2 separate regions of the Homo sapiens genome follow, and region 2 is linked to region 1. A link is a contact called in ENCODE Hi-C data. All regions are on one chromosome and are shown on one strand. The core of a region is the stretch at or near the end of the contact, and the rest is flanking DNA. Distances in the headings are between cores, read along the strand shown. Region 1 has its middle 4.1 kb from the start of TRG-GCC2-2. Region 2 holds the start of PKP4 (plakophilin 4).

The links. A loop is a pair of places that touch in the nucleus more often than their neighbours do. Pooled maps may share reads with other maps.
Region 2: a map with no recorded cell type shows a loop between it and region 1 (7-fold over the local background). The contact joins the promoter of PKP4 here to the enhancer-like site in region 1. A Hi-C loop is called at or near these places in 2 of 168 maps with a recorded cell type or tissue (both naive thymus-derived CD4-positive, alpha-beta T cell), 1 of 37 single-sample maps with no recorded cell type and 10 of 50 pooled maps.

The regions. Positions count from the first base shown.
Region 1 is chr2:156,403,195-156,407,432 of GRCh38, reverse strand. It overlaps a transcript of GPD2 not described here. Among named protein-coding and RNA genes, the nearest start is that of TRG-GCC2-2, 4.1 kb to the right of the region's middle. Within about 2 kb of position 1,737, at least 4 of the 41 ENCODE cell types and tissues checked have a DNase peak (open chromatin) inside an H3K27ac peak, as active enhancers do.
Region 2 is chr2:158,455,274-158,459,649 of GRCh38, reverse strand. It overlaps PKP4 (plakophilin 4), which reads right to left and starts at 2,698. Exons shown (of 22, transcript NM_003628.6): 1 at 2,432-2,698. It overlaps CCDC148 (coiled-coil domain containing 148), which reads left to right and starts at 2,897. Exons shown (of 14, transcript NM_138803.4): 1 at 2,897-3,235. The coding sequence starts at 3,211. LOC124907900 reads left to right here and starts at 1,516. Exons shown (of 1, transcript XM_047446754.1): 1 at 1,516-2,519. The coding sequence starts at 2,196. The coding sequence ends at 2,519. RefSeq lists an enhancer at 1,339-1,418 and silencers at 1,699-1,918, 1,949-2,008, 2,029-2,078, 2,329-2,378, 2,599-2,968 and 1 more.

The DNA of each region.
Region 1 (4,238 bases), core at 488-2,987:
CTAAGAAGGATAATTTTCCAAGATATATATTTCTGGGGGGAGAAAAGGATATGAGCATAACAGTATGTATAGTATGTACCATTTGTGCTTAAAAATAAATTGCATGTCTCTCAAAAAAGAGATTAAAAAAATTTTTTTAATAAAAGTTGCAATGTTTATATCCACATAGAAATATTTGTGAAGGGAAATACAGGACACTGATAACAATGGTTTCCTCTAGGAAAGGAAACCTGGGATCTGTTGCTGAGGCTGGAGTGCAGTGGTGCGATCTCAGCTCACTGCAACCTCCACCTCCTGGGTTCAAGAGATTCTCCTGCCTCAGCCTTCCGAGTAGCTGGGATTACAGGCATGAGCCACCATGCCTGGCTAATTTTTGTATTTTTTAGTAGAGACGGGGTTTCACCATGTTAGCAAGGCTGGTCTCAAACTCGTGACCTCAGGTGATCTGCCCGTCTTGGCCTCCCAAAGTGCTGGGATTACAGGCTGAGCCACTGTGCCAGGCTAGGCATACTTTTCAATGAATACTCTCTCATACCTTTTGAATTTTGCACCATACATGTGGGTTTCTTATGAAAAAAACATATATTTTAAAAGACCCAAATAACTTGGGAAGAAGAAGAAGAAAGAGCTTTAGGAAGGGAAGTGAAAGCTATTTCTGCCAAGCGGCACAGCTCTGAAGTAGTTGAATAAATGCTTCACCCAGAGATGAGAGTCAAGAGAAAGGTAAAGAATTCCCACTCACATTTCCTCCACCATGAGGACTCTGTATGGATTTAAAATTAATTCAATTTTGGAATAAAGAAATGACTGAATTTTCCAAAATTAAGGAAGGAAGAAAGAAAAGGAGGGAGAGAGAGAAGTAGGGGAGGGAAAGGAAAAAATGCAATTGGTAGCAGCATGCAGGATGGCAGAGGAAATCTGAGGTTTCCTGGGTAGCCCAGGGAGTGAGCTGATAATTGTCTGCACTGTGTAGGAGAGATTGGCATGAGGAGGGAGAATAAGAGTCAGTGCCATTTTAAAAGGAGAAATCAGGCTTGTTGACTAATTGGATATGCTTGAGAACTAGGAATGAGCATATCGTGAGCAGGATGATTTTGCAGTGACAGCTTTCCAGGAAAAATTGCTGCATTCTCAACATCTGCATGCATCTGAGAATTACACCTGGATTCTTCACTTCCATGCCTTGATTTTAATCCTTAGGAAAGTAGGCCTTAGGGTACTACTTGTGATTCTAAAATGGAATAAGTAATGATTTAATTCCCAGCCAGTAAAGGGCAATCCAAATGACTGGCTCCACCGTTTCCCTAGGGCTAGTTTGTAACCTGGGACAGAAATAAGCTGTGTGTATTAAATCAATACGATCACTCACAGGTGAAAAAAAAAAAAAAGGCATTGCTTTGGTGACTTTGTATTATATGAACTATTTCTGTTTCTGAACTGTTTACTTTCTTCAGATGATATAAGCCTGGCCACTTTTCTATGATGAGCTAACACCAGCTAGGAACTTGGTACCTTGAGCAAGTGCTCCAAGGTGCTATGATGCAACTTACAACCCCTGCCTGTCGCACTGGGTGTCACAATGGCCAGGCTTGCCTAAAAGAGAAGATTGTGTAACACTTCACAGTGCTCAAGTGCTTTCCTTCTCTCTACCAGCTTCAATGGGAGCTTCTTATCTGAGCATGGGAACAGAGCAGACCAGGGGAAGTGTTAGTGTGCACCACCCAGAAGGCACTGTTGGTCATCCTCTGATCTCTTCAAGCTTGATCACGTGGATAATGAAATCACTGCCTACTACAGCATTCCCGATGTGAAACAGGATTACTACACAGTATATCTATGAAACACTGTGACATATGTGTTTGTCATGTTTTATTATTCAGAATTAGCAAAAGAAGTGGGGCTCTGCCTGCCTCCACAGATGCCACTGTCCTGTTTCTCCAACTTTGGCTCCTCAATTCTTGTCATTCCCTAAGGCTGCGTCCTCAGCACTCTTTTCTCTGTGTGATATTCTCCATTTCCACATTTTTGCATTTCACCCATCAGGTGATTGACTTCCAAATCCACTTCTGTAGCCTTGATTTCTCCTGGGGTTGATCTAACCACCTAGCAGGCACCTCTTCCTACTTACTTCAAAGTCAGAATTTCCAAAAATGAGCGCTTTACACCACCCCTTTCCTTCCAGTATTTTCTCTTCCTTACTTTTCTACACTACACCCCAAGTCTATCAAGCACGTAAGGTAGATTCCTAGAGTAATTTTTCTTCCTCCTTCTGTCTTGCCATGCACCTCATGCTAGAGCTGTGGCCTTGGTTCAGGACCTCGTCACCTCTCTACTCCTATTCTAACTACCTCTTGAATGGATTTCTCTATTTTTAGTTTCTCCTCTTTCTACTTCTCTGTCACACTGTTGCCTGAATATTCCTTCAAATGCTCCGAACCTTCTTTGCAACAGAGTTTACCTTATTCCAACAAGCTGGGAATGTGTCCTAAAAATTTTCTCATGGTTTTTGTTGTCTCCTTGTAGTGTTATCATCATCGACGAATTTCTCTAAATGTAAATGTTTCTTTTTTTTTTTTTTGGAGACGGAGTCTCACTCTGTTCCCTAGGCTGGAGTGCAATGGCACAATCTTGGCTCATCGCAATCTCTGCCTCCTGGGTTCAAGGGATTCTCCTGCCTCAGCCTCCTGAATAGTGGGATTACAGCCGCACCACCATGCCCAGCTTTTTTTTTTTTTTTTTTTTTTTTGGTATTTTTAATAGAGACGGGGTTTCACACATTGGCCAGGCTGGTCTTGAACTTCTGACCCCAGGTGATCCACTCACCTCGGCCTCCCAAAGTGCTGGGATTATAGGGGTGAGGCACCACACTTGGCCTAAACTTTTCTTAAACTTTAATATTATTAGTCTATATCACATCCTGGGTAATGAGTTATCTAAGTTTACCATGTTTGGGGTAAAACTGTTTCTCAATTTGTGTTAAGATTCTAGCAAAATACTGCTCAAACTAAGTTTAAAGGCTAATTTTGTTGTTGTTGTATGTTTTTTAGAGACATGGTCTTGCTCTGTTGCAAAGGCTGGAGTGCAGTGGCACAGTATAGCTCACTGCAGCCAGCCTCAAACTCCCAGGCTCAAGCAACCCTCCAACCTTAGTCTCCCAAGTAGCTGGAACTACAGGTGTGTACCACCACACCTGGGTAATTTTTTTTTAATTTTTAATTTTTATTTTTTGTAGAGACAAGGTCTCACTATGTTGCCCAGGCTGGTGTCAAACTCCTGGCCTCAGTTGATCCTTCTGTCTCGGCCTCTCAAAGTGCTAGGATTACTGGTGTGAGTTACTACACTTAGCCCACCACTTATTGTTTAAGGGCAATTTACTGACTCATATAAACACAAAATCCAGAATTTTTTCTAGTCGGGCATGGCTGCTTCTAGTGGCTCAATATCATATTAGGAATATGTTTGTCTCTTTCTTCTGGACAACCCAAACTATACACTCAACCTGTTTGAACAACCCAGCAAAAAGACAGTTTTTACTTAAAACTTCTGCAAGAGAGTTTCGGCAAGGACTTTTCATTGTCCCAGATTTAGTCACATACCCATCTCTAAGAAAGTGCAGTGCCAAGGGAAAATATTTGACGAGACCTGTTTTACACACCTGCTATTGTGACAGAGAAATACAGAAAAAGAGGCAAGTTAACCTAACACAAATCTCAAAGTATTGATTATCTATAGAACAGAAGGTTTCTTGTACCAGAAGGAGTTGGGTGGACTGCTGGATGCACATGCATGCAGGCGCACACACACACACACACACACACACCCTTTGAATGCTTTTGGCTACATGTAACAAAATCCTCAACTCAAACGTACTTAAACAATAGAGTTCTTTAATTTACCTAACCAAAAGTCTGCATAAAAAATGTCAGGATGGTGTAGAGCCTTTTTCTATTTTCCTGCTGGATCACCCTCTGTCTTCCTTCAAGTCATAGGATGGTTGGGGCAGCTCCAAGCATTACACCCTCATACAAGGAGAAAGGGTAAGAGAGATCTTCCGTATCATCTTTCCCAGAAACTCCTAGCTGACTATTCTTGCCCTCATTGGCAGGGATTCAGTGAAAAGCACACCTCAGATCAATTTGGAACGAAAAATGAGATAATTGGCTTAGGGCACCACATTTGTTCCTTGGGCTAGGTAAACTAGAATGGACTTTTAGCAAGAAAAAATAAATAAATAAAAA
Region 2 (4,376 bases), core at 1,449-3,948, 2.1 Mb before region 1:
TAATAAAAGTTTCCTGTTGGCATTTACAAACACCTCCCAATATCCTCCACAGTGTTACTGGACACAAATTAAACCTCTAAATTAGAAGATTCACTGATTATGCACATAGCTGAAAAACAACGTAGCAACCAAAACATAAACGTTTCTGAGTGCAAAATATTTTTTTCTATTTTTTTTCCTTTCTGTTGAGTCCTTAACTAAAGGCTCCTATTTAATAGTTTTCAATGTCCATGATCTACACAAAGTAGGTGTTGGAAGAAAGCTGATTGGTCAGACAACTGACTTATTATTTTACTGAATCTGACATAAAATAACCAGGTGCAAAGAGGTTTATCATAAATGCAACCTGCAAAGCAAATTGTGTCAAATAAAAACACACATATGATGCTTTTCAACACCCAGAAACACTTATTTCAGACATTAGTTGTTCTCGTTTTCATGTTGCCATTTTCCATAACTGTTTCACAGGCACCAAAACGAAGATACTCCTACAGCAATATACTGCATTCAAGAAGAGAAGCATTCTTCTAGTTTCTCTTTAAAAATAAAAAGAATCTAAGCTCAATTCTAGCGAACCATTTTCTGTCAAAATTTTGCTCTCCCGTATTAAGGAAAACAAAATTTGACCAAAAATGCATACTAGCCATCATTGATTTTACACGTAAATAATTACCGTTCTTTAAAACTTGTAGGGCAGCATTTATTTTTTTTTTTCAGTCAAACTCAGTAACAAAGAGAAAAAACTGAGACCTCCACTAATAAATTACATCTTGAAATATACATGATTGTGGTGTCCCCGTGTTACTTTCAATGGTAACTGACACGTCCCGAATTTAACTGTACCAGACAGTTCTATCTGTCCCATCGCTGACCGAACAGTGCTTCTCTGTTTCTATTCATTATGTATTATACGAGGTCTAAACACAGCCCAGTATGACGAGGGAAAAAAATTACACTTCTTAGGATACCAAAGTGATGCATTCAAGATCTCTCTCGCAGTACATGCCCGTGAGCACTAACAGGCATTTTTTGATAGAGCTAAAATATGTTGGCTGCAAGCTCATTACTCTAACAACCTTCAGGCCCCCTGTTTCTGCTGGTTTTCAGAAAACCCTAGTGAAAACCAGGCACTATCCAAACCTTGCACACCAAACTTGCCAACAGCCCTGTGCAATGATCAATAACCTTGGCTACACAGTCATCGGCCCCAAATTCACGGTCCTGAAGACCAATGCAGCAAAAACCCAGACGAAAGGCTAGCTGGAGCCCCAAAGAATTACCGCGCTTCCCCTCTGCCGCATGGAGGGAAGCTATGGGAGGAGAGGAGTGGAATGAGGCTCACCAGCTCCGAAGATGCTCCGGTGACCTCTGGCTGCGCGGCGAGAGCTGGGGAGGGAAGGCGCTAGGGCAGCCGCGGCGGGCTGTGTGGACTCTGCCCCTGGTGCATTCCTCGCATTCCTGCACAATCTGTCGCCAGCCCAGGAGCCGGCAGCGCGCGTCCCCCGCTGTACACACACACCTGACTACCGCTGCGCCCCGAGCGGCCACGGCCGCCGCGGCACCTCCACTGCCCGCGCTCGCGGTGTGTCGCACTCAGCCAACACGCAGCCAAATCCCGGCCCCGCCGCTCGCTCTCCGGGTAGCGGTCCAGGGGAGAGGGCCGGCAGCCTCGGCAGCGGGCGGGGATACCAGATCCGCCAGGGAGGTGCCGCAGCTCCGCTTCAACTCCTGGCAGGGAGAGGAGGAAGCGGCGGCGCAGGAGGGCAGCGGCGAGGCTCGGCGCTGGGGAGCCGGGAGGGGTGGAGCGTGAGGATCCGCGGCCGGTAGAGAGGGGCGCACTAGGCAGAGGGGTGGGCAGGACCGGCAAGGAGTACAGGACTTCGGGGACAAACGCAAGACCGCGCGGGCAGCAGGGGCGTGGGAAGACGGGGAGGGGACCAAGGTGCAGGATCTGGGGCTAGAAGGACAGACAGCCGGCCCCGAGTGCTGAGGAGGGCGGGCGCCCAGTGGTGTCGAGGGCGACTTGGGGCGCGCGGCGGCAGGCAGCGGGGAAGCCGCCGCGAGGGCGTCCAGCAGGGCTCAGCGCGGCGCTCAAGTTCGGGGCTGGGAGCTCTGAATCCGAACAGCCCAGCGTGGGCAGAGGTCGTGCGCTGCGCGTACGGGAGACCGGGGAGAGGAATCGCCGGGAAAAGCAAATGGAGGGTGAAACTTGTGCGCCTGCCGGGGGGAGGGGAGCAGCAGGCGAGTGCGGGCAGGAACACGAGGCGGGGCAGGAAAGCCGCGGCGGCCGCGAGGCGCTGGGGACGCGGCAGCGGGAGGGAGGCCCCCGGCCCCCGGCGCGCAGGTCCTGGCCCTGGCGCGTGTTCGGGGCGAGGGCCGAGGGTCTCGTGGGCAGGAGTCTCCGCGCCCTCCCGCGAGCCCACACACTTACTTTCCAGCTTAGGCAGCGGCCGTCGTCGCTCCAGGGATCAGGGACATCGGCGCCGAGGGGTCGCCGCTGCGGCACCCGAAAAAATTAAAAAAGTGCCGCGGCGGCGCGGCTGCCCGCCCCTCCCTCCCCCACCGGCCCCCGCCCCCGGAGCGGCTCTCCCACCACCCCCGGCGGCGGCGGTGGCCAACTTGCCCCTCTACCCCTTGCCCATGGTGCCGCCTCCGCGGCCGGCGTCGACGCGGACTCAGCCCCGGAGCCCCCTCTACTGCCCAGAGGCCGCCGCCGCCGCCCGCCCCGCTGCCAGCCCTCCCGCCCGGCCAGCCCCGGGCTCCCGGGAACGTCAGCACGCCGCCGTCCCCGGGCCAGCTCCCGCCACCCCATTGGCGGGAAGGAGAGGGCTGGCCCTCCCCATTGGCCCGGCCCTCATATTGAACAGGCCAATGGGAGCTGCGGTTTCAGGTCGCCATAGAGACCGATGCTGTTCAGCGCGAGAGGGCCTGGAGAGGGTGGGTGTGAGAGAGAAGGTGTCTCAGGTCTCGGGCGCGGGAGGGGGTGGCGGAGAGGACAGGGAGATTCCCCAGCGCTGGCTCTGAAATCTGGGGCAGGCTTTCCTTGCCTTACTGCCAATCCCAACTGTGCCTGGTAGGGTTTGTCCCTGGCGTCAAAGGTAGGAACAGCTGAGCCCTTAGATGTACCCCTGACGGCGAGAGCCCAGGAGTGGGCGTTTCACTTTTCCTGCGTTTGGGGAGTCCCTGAGGCTATGCCCTTTGACCTTTGACATGTGTGCAGCTTCTGCTTCTCCAGGTGAGTTTGCACCCCATCCCTTCCATCGCTGCTTCCTCCTGACGTCACTGAGCCACCTAAATCCTACTTATGTTTGTTCTCTGCAGCCACTCCCCCTTCCCTGGGGTGGATCTTTCCTCAACGTTTTGGGTCCTCAAACTCATAACTCTTCTGAAAGACTCAAAGAGGATTTCCTTTGAGGATATTTTGGTAAGGGAACGAGGTGGCGGATTGTATGATAGATGCCAAAGCGTCAACACATGAGCTAGCCTGTTCCCTGATTCTCAAAGCAAACCTCTAATCTCCCTGTGGGCAGATATTTATTAAACACATCTGTGTGTACATCCCGCACTATGAGCTTGACAGGTGCATGTTCTTTCACTTGAGAGGTTACAGGCTTGTTAAAGATAGAGGAAACAGAAACAATCCTTCACACCTTGTGATGATTTCACAAAAGAGTAAGGGAAATGGATTACAGTTGATGGATTTTGTTTTCTATTTTCCAGTATCTCTTTAAATTTGATATGGAAATAACCTGAGGCATGAAATCAGTACACGCAAAAATCTTGAGCTTTAATAATGTCTTCTACTTTCATTTAAAATCATTTTGTGGTGGTTTATCAATACTAATTGTTTTTTGTCAATAAATTTTATGTTTAGATATCACCTTCTTAAAGTGAGATTTCATGAACATATTAGGCTTTAAAAGATGATATTGCTCTAGCCTATAGCCACTGATATTCTTACATTCTTTTGGCGATTTTACTTTTTTTAGACTAATCTCTTTAGTAAGGAGACTATGTTACTACCCCTCAAATTGGAGGGACCATATTGTGTGAAAAAGCTGATAGGATTTTGGAAATTACAAATATTTTGTTGGGAGAAACAGGTTAATGTGTGTGCAAGCTGCATATGTCTAAGTATTGTTCTGAATTTTAAGTTGGGTGATATGCTTTGCTACTGGTTTTTATCTTACTATAATTGAAGATTACAAAGATGTAACCTAAGAAATGTTAATATGGTGCCTTGATTGGAAAAAAAAAAACCTCTCCACATTTGTAGTAAAATGTGAACTCAGTTGACAGTCCTACACAGGGTAGGACTGTGGAACAAAACAGGTGAACGTGTGTATGTTCCCCCTAAATATTTTCAGAATTGAGAA